Regions from separate parts of the Homo sapiens genome. Here region 1 is linked to region 2. A link is a loop called in an ENCODE intact Hi-C map of the cell type or tissue named here. Cell type or tissue: mammary epithelial cell. All regions are shown on one strand. Each heading gives the region's core, and the rest is flanking DNA. Links, peaks and the distances in the headings are about the cores only.

Region 1 (6,531 bases), core at 910-5,909, 600 kb after region 2:
TAATAATAATTTTTGAAGAAAAGGCCTCACAAATTACATTGCCAGTCTCAGACAGGATTAGTAGCATGGACTGTGTCAAGCCATATTGGAGCCTGAGACAAAAGGAAAAATAAAAAAGTCCTTATTTAAAATGTGATATTTTGTTCATCATGGATTTTTTGCATTTGTTTTGATTTTTAAAAAATATTACAAGAGGCCGGGCATGGTGGCTCATGCCTGTAATCCCAGCACTTTGGGAGGCCGAGGAGGGCAGATCATGAGGTCAGGAGATAGAGACCATCCTGGCTAACACGGCGAAACCCCGTCTCTACTAAAAATACAAAAAATTAGCCAGGCATGGTGGCGGGTGTTTGTAGTCCCAGCTACTGGGGAGGCTGAGGCAGGAGAATGGCATGAACCCAGGAGGCGGAGCTTGCAGTGAGCCAAGATCACGCCACTGTACTCTAGCCTGGGCGACAAAGTGAGACTCCATCTCAAAAATAATAATAATAACAATAATTACATGAAAATATGATTAATCCTGATTACTGAGATTTCTGGTGCTCCTTTTAGTTTTCACTTGTCTCACCCTAGTCCCAGCCCTGGAAGAAGGCAAGGAGAGGAAAGACACCCTGGCAGGGGGAAGAGCAGGGGCAAAGGCTGGCAGCCCAAGTGCCAAGGAGAACTGGCACATGAGGTGCCGGGAAGGCTCTGGGGAGCAGGCAGGGCCTTCAGGCCCCTCTCAGGTCCCACTGACCCTTGCTGGAGAGGCAGTGTCTCCCTAACCCTCAAACCACCATCCAGAACCTAGATGCCCACCTGCAAAGTGAGAGCCATGGTTCCTTTCAAGCCTGTCTTCCTCTTCCAGGTAGTTCCGAGGAACAACAACAACAAAAAGACCCTGGGTTGGAAGTGGCCTGTAAACTGGACAGCATGTGCCCAAATTCTGCAGTTCCCACAGATCTCTGCAGCCCTCCAGGCCTCACTCCATTCTCATGGTTCTGAGGCCTCCCTCCACCAGCCAAGGCACCCCCCTTCCCTGCCCTCAGTGCACATAAGAGAGAGTCAGAGGAAGTCCTTTACTTCTTCATTCTTCCTTTCATGCAACAAAGTTTTTTTTTGAGATAGAGTCTCGCTCTGTCGCCCAGGCTGGAGTGCAGTGGCATGATCTCGGCTCACTGCAACCTCTGCCTCCCAGATTCAAGCAATTCTCAGCCTTCCGAGTAGCTGGGATTACAAGCGCTGACCACCACACCCAGCTAATTTTTGTATTTTTAGTAGAGATGGGGTTTCACCATCTTGGCCAGGCTGGTCTTGAACTCCTGACCTCGTGATCCATCCGCCTCAGCCTCCCAAAGTGCTGGGATTACAGGCGTGAGCCACCGTGCCCAGCAAAGATTTGTTGTTGTTGAGACACAGTCTCACTCTGGAGTGCAGCGGTTGGGATCTTGGCTCACTGCAACCTCTGGCTCCCGGGTTCAAGCGATTCTCCTGCCTCAGCCTCCCAAGTAGCTGGGATTCCAGGTATGCACCACCACGCCCGGCTAATTTTTGTATTTTTAGTAGAGACAGGGTTTCACCATGTTGGCCTGGATGGTCTCGAACTCCTGACCTCAGGTGATCTGCCTGCCTCAGCCTCCCAAAGTGCTGGAATTATAGGCGTGAGCTACCGTTCCCAGTCTCACGTAGCAAAGATTTATTGAGAACCCACAATTTACTAGGCACTGTTCTAGGTACTGGGATAAAAAAGTGGGCAAAACCAGATCTTTGCCCTCCAGGAGCCTGGTGTGCTGGCGAGTGGAGACACGCAATAAACTAAGAAAGAAATGTGATCATTTCCAGTAATAATGAGGGCTAGCAAGAAATGAAAACAGGTGTTGTGGGTAAGACTACTTTACACCAGGCAGCCTGAAATCTGAATAAGAAGCTGTAATCATTTCCGGTGGCTGCTGTATCTAGTACCACACACTTAGTGGCTTCAAATGATATAAATTTATTCTTTTATGGTTTTGAGGTCAGAAGACTTAAATGGGCTAGCAACTCCTTCTAAAGACTCTGGGGATGAATCTGCTTCCTTGCTCTTTCCAGCTTCTAGAAGCCACCCGCATTCCTTGACTTGTGGCCCCTGCCTCTACCTTCAAAGCCAGCAGTGTGGCAGCGCCAATCTCCCTCTCTCTCTGCTTTCTCCTTCCCTCATCACATCTGTTTCTCTGACTCTGACCCCTCTGCCTCCCTCTTGAGATGGACCTCCCTGATGACACTGGGCCACCAGTAAAGTCTCCCTATCTCAAGATCTGTAATTTAATCTCATGTGCAAAGTCCCTTGTCCCATGCAAGGTAATGCACTCACAGGTTCCAGGAATTCGGACATGGATGTCTTTGGGGAGCCATTCTTCCTCCGACCAAAGGAGGAGGGAGACCTTTATGGTGGGAGGAGGGGATCCCAAGCAGAGGGAGCTGCATGGGCAAAGGCCCCACAGTTAGAATGAACTAGGCATGCTCTAGGAATAGCAAGAAGGTCAGCCTTCTAGAAGTAATGCTCCAGTTAGCTTGATTTGCATCTATGTCATTCGTGAGGCCAATCCCATCTCTATGGACAAATGTTCTACAGTGTGCGTCCAGGAGCCCTGCGAGTCTACGGCATCCCCTTGGCATTTCAGGTCATCTCCTGCATCCTTCTGCTTCTAGCTGCCGGACTCTTCACATGCTTAGAGCAAGAGCACTGGACATTTGAGGAAGGTGCCTGGCTGGGCACTCACCTGGGCTGGGGCCAGGCTGACTCTGGTGGAGGGGTGGGCCCAGTCCCTAGTACCTGAGTATAATCCTGCTCTTTCTTCCCCACTGAAGGCCAGGATTGTGTGGCTAAGGATGGATGGGGGCAGCAAAGCTAGACCTCAGGCAGTGGCAGGAGCTGTCAATGGCCATATTGTTAGCTCTGGGCTGCGGCACGGAGGCACCAGGGTAGGGCTGAATGAGGCATCTGTTCGCTAGGTCAGGATGCCCAGGTCAGGGTCTCTCTTGAGAGATGCCTCCTACCCCCACCCTAACCCCAACTCTGCCCAGACCCTGCCATGTGGCTCCCTTGATATCTCTGGTACCCATCCCTCAGGGACCACAACTGTAACTAGCTGGCTCACTGTGAGGTTGGCTGTTGGATGGTGGTCTTCTCAGTTAAAATGTGAGCTCTCCACATAAGCCAGGAACTGTCTTCATCAATGCCAAGTCCCAGCAGCCGGCAGCCAGCACCCAACCCAGGGCCTGGCTCAGAGAAGTTGCTCCATACACACGTGCAATGAATGGAGGAATGAAGGAACAGATGAGAGAGACTGGGCCACCCTTGCATCCCCTGGTCACCTCCTCCCTTGACCACTGCACCCTCCTGCTCACTAGGCCTCCCTGCCTCTGGTATCTCTTCCCAGACACTCTTCATTCTAACACACCATCTAGTTAAAACCCTCCTGGGGCTCCCTGAGACCCTCAGGATCTGCCAAGCCCCAGCCTCACCAGGCTACCCGCCCACCGATTCTGTCCTCTACCTCTGCACTCCTCCTCAAGCAGTCCCTGGCACTGTCCAGTGTGCGCCCTTGTACTTGTGTATTCTTATGCCCAGAAAGCCCCTCCTCCCCTTCTCCCGGTATGGATGGCTCCTACCCTCTGTTCAGGCTCCTACAGGAAGCGGGCCCTGACCACCCCCAGCCTCCCCTGGGCTCCCACAGCCTGTGCTTCCCCCATCTCAGCACCAATTGTAATTCTCACTTCGTACATCTGTCTCCCTTTCCACACCCTGAGCCCCTCAGGGCAGAGACTAATGCTGACCCACGTCTTTCTTTGTCTGCTCCAGGGCCCTGGACGTGGTCAGGCACAGAACAAATGTTCAGCAAAGGTGTAAGCCCAGCCCCAGGCCAGTGGGCAGGTCCTATAGCCTGACCAGTGGGCGCTTCTGCCCTCTGGTGTCCGTTTTGGGTCACTATGATTTTCTATCTCTTTGAGGGGCTTCCTAGGGTGATGTACCCCAGCAGTGGTTCTCAGAGTGTGGTCCCAGGACCAATTGTATCAGCATCACCTTGGTACCTGTCAGAAATGAAAATTCTTGGGCTGTACTCTAGGCATGAATCAGAAACTCTGGCTGGGGGGAAGCAATCTGGATTTTACCAAGCCCTCCAGATGTTTCTGATGCAGGCTGAAGTTTGAAAACCATTATCCTGGAAGAACCCTAAGCCTGAACCACTCCCAGGAGCTCCAGTTAAGGGAGGAAACAGGACCCACCTGGTGGAGTTGCCAGGTACAATACAGGATTCCCAGTTAAATTTGAATTTCAGATCAACAGAAACATGTTATTGCAAGTATTGCACAAGACAGACAAACTAAAAAATAAAAATAAAAAATTCATTGTTTATGTGAAATTCAACTTTAACTGGATGTCCTATGTTCTCTTTCTGTATCAGCAGCCCTGTGCAAAGAACCCTGTTCTTATTTCAGTACTCTGCTGTCGCCATCTTGAAATTCTTAGTAATCTTTTTTACTAGGAGCCCTGCATTTTCATTTGGCAATGGGTCCTGCAAAATGTAGCCAGTCCTAGGAAGGATCTTTACAAAGCCTCCCTGGGGGCATTCAGGATCCGGAGCTCAAAGGCAGGCGGAGTGGGACCTCTGGCACCTTAGAGATGTGCCTCTAAGGATTCTCAGCTCCTCCCTCTGCCACGTGCTGGGGGTTCCCTTCCCAGGTGGGTCAAACCTTCATCCTTCTCCGATTGTGGCTCCTGTCTCCTCACTATCTTGCTGCCTCTGTTCTCACCCCTTCTATGCCACCTTCCACACAGGACGGTGAAGTTCCGAAAATGTCTGCCCATATGCCACCCTCCTGCCCCCAAACTTTTCTCTGGATGTCTCCTTCCCACTTTTATTTATTTTTTTAATTTTTTTTTTGAGACAGTCTCCCTCTGTCACCCAGGCAGGAGTACAGTGGTGCAATCACAGCTCACTGCAACCTCCAACTCCTGGATTCAACCAATTATCCTGCCTTAGCCTCCCAAGTAGCTGGGATTACAGGTGTGTTCCACAACACCCGGCTAATTTTTGTATTTTTAATAGAGACAGGGTTTCACCAGTTGCCCAGGGTGGTCTCGAACTCCTGACCTCAAGTGATCCACCCGCCTCGGCCTCCCAAAGTGCTAGGATTACAGGCGTGAGCCACCACGCCTGGCCACCACTGCTTTTATGATAACCAGTGGCTACCATTACAGAGCACTGAAGTAGATGCTTTTCCTCATTATGTCTTGTATTCTGCAAAGTAATTCTCCTCTTGGCCAAGCCTGGGATGGGATTGCTGTGGGCAGAACCAGCCTGCAGCCTCGGATGAAGAGCTGAGTATCCGCCCCAGCTCATGCCTGACAGAGGAAAAGCCGCTGCCTGGGAAGGCTACAGAGGAGCAAGTGGAGGAGAAGCACCAGAATGATCTGTTGAGCACTTACTATGTGCCGAGCACTGTTCAGAGTGGTGGGAGCTGGATGGTGAAGGACACATATACCAACCCCACCGTCCTTGGGATGGTTCCATGGATCCTGCCAGCTTTAATCTCGGGTTTATGCCCTAACCTTAGTGTTCTAATCAAACAGTGGAGGGCAGTGGCTCTTCTTATTTTTAATTTTTCAGAAGCAAGGAGGAAGTCATTCTTTTCTTTCTCGAAGATTTGATTCCAAATTACACTGGGAGAAGTAGGTTGGGGCACAGAGGAAACAGGATTGGTATGACCCACTATTGCTGAGGCTGAATGATGGGTACGTGATGGGGTCATTAGACTCATCTCTCTAATTTTGGGTATGTTTGAAATTGTCCATCATTAATTTTTTTAAAGTATAGTTCAAAGTAATAAAACCAAAAAGTAATATTAAAACTGCAAAATCTCATCCAATGTAGAATAAGACTCTTCTCTGGGGGTGGGCTTGCCTCAGAAACTAGAGACTCAGAGAGGGCAGCGACTGCCTCTGGTCTCCCTCAGTGCAGTGGCGCGATCTCAGCTCACTGCAGCCTCCGACTCCTGGGTTCAAGTGATTCTCCTGCCTCAGCCTCCTGAGAAGCTGGGATTACAGGTGCCCACCACCACACCCAGCTAATTTTTTGTATTTTTAGTAGAGACAGGTTTTCACCATGTTGACCAGGCTGGTCTCGAACTCCTGACCTCAGGTGATCCACCCGCCTTGGCCTCCCAAAATGCTGGGATTACAGGTGTGAGCCACCTCACCCAGCATCTCCATGACCATCTGTCTATAGAGTGGGAGAGAGAGCAGATCAGGCCCTCCTTGCCTGATACAGTTGTAACCTGGCCTGGGGACCCTCTGAGACATGGTAGATGTCCAAATTCTACTCTAACTCACAGGATTCTCCAGGAGGTTTTTCAGTGAACCTCCTCCCCTGGGGACCTCTCATCTAGATCCCCCCCACCCCTGCCACCCCCACCCAAAGGAACAATGCCCCCTCTGGTTTGCAACCTCTCCCCTCAGACATCAGTTCCAGCAGTACCCTCTGTTGGGAGGTCCTCACCCCACCCGCCTCC
Region 2 (6,531 bases), core at 1,081-6,080:
GAGTAAGACTCCAACTCAAAAAAAAAAAAAAAAAAGCCACTGTTTCCGAAGTCTTTGCTAAATCCAACATGCCAACATGCATGCCACTGAGTCAGTTGCTGTTGTTTGCCTTTTTTGTTTTCCTGAGTGTAAGTCACATTTTCCTGTTTTGGTGCAGCTTGGAAACTGGGTTTTTTTCGTGCTCCTCTGATGATTGCTGTATTTATTCTGCTGGGGGGTCGTTTGCCTGTTTCAGCCGCACATTCTGTCTCCTCCACAGTGCCGAGCAGCAGAAACCTCTGCTCCGCTCCCACAGCTCCCACTCATGGCTTTTCTCAGTGTGGCTCCCAGGGGTCCCCTGCAGCTATCACTGGGCAGTCATCCAAGGATTGGGAAGTTTACATTCAGATTTTGGTGCTCACTTTTCGATGGTTCCCTTGCTTCTGTGGATTTTCCCCTAAATTTTCAGCTGCTCTACCAGGCTTGGACTCTGTTCTCTGATACCTCAAGGCAGTAAGACTTTTCACTTTCTGCTGGCTGCGCTGTATACAGGTTGGGAAATTCACTCACTGTTCAAAAAGCAGGACACTCACATATTTTACCCAGTCCAGAGCTGCTCTGTCTTTCGAGGGTAACTTATCTCCAGTTCCTGCCTGTTTTTTTTCACCAGGCCCTCTAGCATTGGAATATTTGGACAGAATCTGTGCTCGGGTTTCGGGCCTGAGGCCTCCTGCAGTTATCTCACTGCCAGGATGTCCCCTTTGATGCTCCAGCTGCCCTTACAGTTCTGAACTCTACTCTCTACCACCTGCTCCAGCCTCGGGGGTGTGAGAGTGCTGCCATGATTCTTACCTCTTCTCTTTGCCATTTTTCAAGAGTAAACTTTTTTTCCGGCTTTTGTCTTTCTAAGACACTTTCCAGGGGCTTTACATACTTTTTTTTTTTTTTAATACTTTGTCTAGATTCCATAATTGCTATCTGCAGGACAATTCATGCAGCCACGTCATACCACTGCCATTACAGGAAGTTTCTCCCACTGCACTCTTTTGAAAACCTAGGCTGGCCACAGGCGGTGGCTCACACCTGCAATTCCAACACTTTTGGAGGTTGAGGCAAGTGGATCACTTGAAGTCAGGAGTTTGAGACCAGTCTGGCCAACATGGTGAAACCCCGTCTCTACTAAAAATACAAAAATTAGCTGGGTGTGGTGGCACGTGCCCTGTAATCCCAGCTACTGGGGAGGCTGAGGCAGGAGAATCACTTGAACCTGGGAGGCGGAGGTTGCAGTGAGCTGAGATGGTGCCACTGCACTCCAGCCTGGGCGACGAAGCAACACTCCGTCTCAAAAAAAAAAAAAGAAAAGAAAACCTATGCTAGAGCATGTCACTCTCCATGCTGACAGCCCTTCCAAAGTTTCCCATTGCACTGAAGATCAAGTAAAAATTCCCTAGTGAGGCCTACAACACCATACAATAAATAATGTAGGGATTATTTCAAGGTTAAAAATTCCTGTAGAGACCCCCTAAGGTTGAAACCTGATTTTTCTTTGTAATATCGCCTAAAGAAGTCTGTGCCAAGGTGGGATCTTTTCCTTCTCCCCCTCTTTCCTGAAGCCTGGCACACACTGAACCCAGAAGTCAGAGGGGGCATTTGGGAATGCAGCCGTGGTGGAGTGAGAGACAGAAACACTTTGGGCACAGTGAGGCCAGGAGGGACCCCACTTGGCGCTGCAAATGGTCAGAGTCTGTCTGGTGGATGCGCTGCCAACAGGAGCCACAGCCCCTTCCACAGCCTGGACCCTCCAGGGGCTGAAGAAAAGAAAAGAAAAGGTTGAACTCAAAGAGGGAGGGAAACCCAGGGGTTAAAGGCATCAGGGGAAATAGTTCAGGGGCCAGAGAGTCTAGAGGAGAGGGCCTAGCCACAAAGGGCACCCAAGGATCTAGAAGGAAGACCCAGGTTGGGGACGGGTGAAGCCAGCCCTCCCAGGGCTTCCCACCTCCTCTCATAGGGTGGGCAGCTATGGCACAACCCTGAAATAAAGACTGTTTCCATGTCCTCCTGGGTCCTGTTTTTTCCGGGTGGTGTGGAGGACGGATGATGAATTGCAAGGAAGAATTATTATAGACTGTTCCATTCTTCCATTTTCACTCTCGAGAACATTTTACAAACTAAAAACTAAATATAAACTAAGGTCTATAGCTCTCCCACAACCATTAAACCAAAACAAGTTTACAAATTAAAACCACACAAAACTACTAAGCCAATTAAATTCATATTAGCAATATTAACGTGGTGGATGATATTTTGCTGAAACTAAATCACTGTCTATCCTGTGACCCTGGCAATCCTGCCACATGCCACACTGCCAGTTCCTCAGCCTTTAACATGCCCACACTACAGGTCAATGACAACTTATTTCTCTCCCTCCGAATCTCTAGGGCTCCTTTGTCTGGGCTGCAGGCCCCAACATCCCTGGGACTTCACTCAGCAGGAATGCTTCGTGCGTCCAGTCGCCTGCTCTGTCCCTGCTCTGTGGCAGTGAGAGCAGCAGCCGAGGCTGGGGTGTTAGTCATTCCTTTGACTCCTTCACCAATTCCCCCATTTACTGCCTCCAGGGCAGAGTGGATACAGCCCAGAACGATAAAGGGAGTTGAAATGCTGCCTGTCTGGAAAGCCAAGCTTTCCCCACAAGGCCAGGCTTTGTTGAGCAAGGAGAGGATGTGTGACTTCTGACCAGACAGAGCCTGGAGGACTTTGAATGTACAACCATCAAAACAAGCAAACAAACAAAAGCCATAGAGGAGAGAAAAATACACGCTGGTGATGATGTAGGAGTCTTCTCACCTTTGAAAGAGGAAGTGAAGGTGTGAACAGCTGCAGTGGGGGCTATTTGGAAGGCAGGAAGCCCAAAGTCAAAAGATTCGTGGAGCTGGAGAGAAGCACTTCCTCTCCGGTCCCTGTCCCCTTCTGGGTTCTAAATGGGAAACAGGGACCTGACTGCCCAAGGCCTGCCAGGAAGAGCCAGGCAAGCCTTCATAGAAGTCCTCCGTGTTCCTCAGGGTGCAGGACAGCCAACCAGCAGAGTAGAGAAGTCCATGCAGGTGGCCTGATCTCAGCAGTGAGGGAAAGTGGGCTAGGTGGCTGAGCCCCAAGGGAGCCGAGTGGGCCTTGCCCTGGGGCACAGGGTCCCAGGGTGAGAACCAAGGAAGGGCCTCTGCAGTGGGGCCGGCCCCTGACACCCAGATGAGCCACACCACGGGCAGGTCAGGAGACACTTGCCTGAAGCCTGGTCCCTGGGGCCAGAAGGGGTGAGGTCAGGAAATTTGGGGAATTTGAGCATTTACCCCCTAGGGGATAATCTTTAACTAGAGATGAATGAGTTGCCTTGAAGTGGTCAGATAAGCGTTTTGCTGCCAGCGGCCAAAACAGGTTCGGGTGAGGACAGTTACGGGGAAATAAAGTGATATTTCTGCACATTAGGGTTGTGGCTGTAAATTACACCCCATCACATGCGGTGGCTTCCTTGTGCCAGCAGGATGGGCCGGGACTAAAGCTGAGTCTATGGAGGCAGCCAGAGGGGTCAGGATGCACTTTGAAAAAAAAAAAAAAAATCACCAGGCAGTTTTGGGCGTTTGGGAGGGGGTGAAGTAGTGAAAAAAAAAATCATCAACGCTGAAATACAAAATACAATCATCAGGAAACACCCTGGGTAGGAGGGGCGCCGTCTGTAGATCCCTTGAGGAACTCGGACCACCGCCCGCGCCTCCTCCGCGCGGTGGCCCATCGCCCAGCTCCAGCCTCTGAATCCTTCACAGGAGCCGTGCTCTTCTCTACTCCAAGCCCCTGCACAGGCTCTTCGCTCGGCCTGGCATGGGCTGTGTCTGGGTTCAGGTCTCAGTTTACAGCTCACTTACCCGAGGCTTGCCTGAGATCTTTCCTGGTCGCCCGTGGTTTCCCCAAAGCGCCACTCCATGGCTGTTCAGCCAGTGCCGACCGACAGGGGGAGCCCAGTCAACGTGAGAGGCAGGAAGGAATGGCGGGAACGGGGCCCGCAGGGCTGAGGTCAGGCAGAGACGTGACTCAAAGGTCCTGATTTCAAGTCCTAGCTCTGTCACTTTTTAGCTCTGTGAACTTAGCCAAGACTAACTTCTCCGGGTCCCAACTGCTTCCTCTGTAAAATGGACACTCAACACACCAAGACGAATCTATCCAGTTTTCCTGAGCACAAGCTGTGCCTTAAAATCCCGCGCCTGCCCCGTGGGAGCTCATGGGCTACTGAAGGTGACAGATAGGGAAACATACACGTAGGGACATGTAGGAAGGGCTGTGCTGGAAGCACACACAGGTAGTGGGGGAACACAAAGGAGGGAGAGTGGGTGGGTGGAGAGTGGGGAAGACGTCAGAGAGGACTTCAAAGAGGAGAAGAGGGTAGCTGAGCTCTGGCATACAGGTGGACAGAGGTTTGCTGTGGGTTAGGGGGGAAGATTCTAGGCAGAGACATCATGGCGGCAAAGGCCCCAGGGCTGCAGGAGCAGGGCGTTCTGGGAATGGCAAGTGCATCCACCTGGCTGGAGGGCAGGGTGTGTGCCACAAGGCACAGCGGACTCCAGTCACCTGTCATCCATCATCCATAGCCAATCTTGTTTCCTCCACACCCCATTCACACCCTATCCCCAATCCCAGACAGATGCATCTCATCTGTAAATATTTCTCTATGCATCTAAGCAACAAAGACTTAAAAAACCAAAACCACAATGCTATTATCACACCTAAACAAATAACAAGTCCTTCATATCATATTTAGTCAGTGCTTCCATTTTGATTGTCCCTTAATTTCTTTTTTTCAGTTTGTTTAGTTTACAGGAACCAAGCACGGTTCATAATGGGATTGATTTATATGTCTCTTGAGTCTCTTGTTAATAGGTTTTCCCTTCTTCTATGTATTTTTTCTTTCAATATATTTATTGGAGAAACCAGGTGGCTCGTCCTGCGGGGTTTCCAACCGTCTGGATTTTTCTGATTGCATTTTCCTGGTGTTAAAGGCTCATCTGCCCTTTGAATTTCCCATAAACTGGTAGTTAGATCCAGAGCAGTACCACCCAATAGTAAATCATGTGAGCCACAAGTGCAAGTCACATATGTAATTTTAGATTTTCAGGTAGTAACATTTTAAAAAGCAAAAAGAAATGGATGAAATTAATTGTATCTTACTTAACTCAATATATTCAAAATATTATCATTCTAACGTCATCAATATAAAAATTAATACAAAAGAATTTACATTCTTTTTTGTACAAAGTCTCTGCAGTTCAGTGTGGATTGTGTTCATAGCACATCTCAATGTGGATTAGCCACTGTTCAATGACTTCAGAACTCCATGTGGCTGGTGTCTGCTGTCTTTGGACAGCACGGATAGATGCTTCATTATATTCAGGGTCAAACTTATGCCAAGGCTATTTCAAAGGTGTGTGCTTTTCCATCAGGAGGCATCAGGTGTCTGGTTGCCTGCCTTTCTGTGCCATTGATGAGCATTGTCTTAGACGTGCTCATTATTTAGGAGTTGCGAAGAGCTGACAGCCTAATTCTATGATCCCTTCTGAATCTTTTTACTTGGAATATTTATATAAGAGAAACTTCCCTTCACCAACTATCCAGTTAACTAGTGTGTACAATGCATATAGCAAAGGTAAGTAAATGTTGCTTTCTTTTATGTAACAGTTCTCATAGGGTGAGAGCTGTGTTTAGGACAGGTCAGGTGCTTGCCATGTGGAGAGTGGGCTAGAGGGCACAAGAGTAGCTGAAGAGCGCCTGGGGAGGAGGTGATTATAATCCAGGCATGCTGAACTCAGGGGCAGCAAACCACCCCTTCCCATAAACCTCAGGAATCTCCTTCAAAAGGCCCAAGAAGCTCCAAGCCACCTTCATGGTGCCCCTTCTGCCCTGGCCTGTACCCTGGAATAGTCACTCCAGTCAGGCCCCCATCCCAGGCTGTCCCTCTTCAGGGGCCAGGCGGGAAATTCGCCTGCAGCCTCCCACCCATGCAGATGGACAGCTCAGCCCACTCCTGCCCGGCCACCCTTCCTTGCTGTCCTCACCATGCCCTGGGGCTCCCCCTTCTCCCCTGTCACCCCAAATTTTCTCTGGGGCCTTGCTCCTTTCATTGTCCCGTCTTCTTCCTGAACCTTTGCCTTCTCCCTGCTACTGGCTCCATCCCACTCGCATTTACAGGAAATCTTCCTTCGGTCTCACAGTCCCCTCCAACTCCCACCCATATTTTTCTCCAGCACTTTATAGCTAAACTCGCAAGAGTTGTCTACACTCACTGTCTCTACTTCCCCACTGTGCACGCCCACTGCCCCTTGCTTCCTTGCTGCTCCCCAACCCTGAAACAGCTCCCATGGAGGTCACCAAGGGCTTCAGGCTGTGCCTGCCCTCACCTCCCATGGCTCCTGGGTCTTTGGCCCTGTTGACCCTTCCCCATCTCCATGGTTTCTGTCCTGTGTCTAGTCCCACAGTCTTCCACGCTCAGCCTTGGGGGAAGCTCCTTGGGCC

The links. Hi-C counts contacts between places; a loop is a spot of excess contacts. Peaks named below come from ENCODE experiments on the same cell type or tissue, not always from the same donor. Only the 100,000 strongest peaks of a DNase experiment are listed, where the experiment ranks them.
Region 1: a loop joins it to region 2, with 30 times the contacts of the local background. A loop is called at or near these places in 3 of 110 quality-filtered maps.

The regions. Positions count from the first base shown.
Region 1 is chr11:75,545,131-75,551,661 of GRCh38, reverse strand. No RefSeq gene overlaps it. Among named protein-coding and RNA genes, the nearest start is that of SERPINH1, 14 kb to the left of the region's middle. In mammary epithelial cell, for the core only: a CTCF peak has its summit at 3,927 (motif pointing left); no DNase peak of the experiment used is centred there.
Region 2 is chr11:76,149,797-76,156,327 of GRCh38, reverse strand. No RefSeq gene overlaps it. Among named protein-coding and RNA genes, the nearest start is that of WNT11, 53 kb to the left of the region's middle. RefSeq lists enhancers at 2,790-2,849, 3,750-3,839, 3,491-4,371. In mammary epithelial cell, for the core only: a CTCF peak has its summit at 3,983 (motif pointing right); DNase peaks (open chromatin) are centred at 2,597 and 3,997; H3K4me3 peaks cover 322 bases.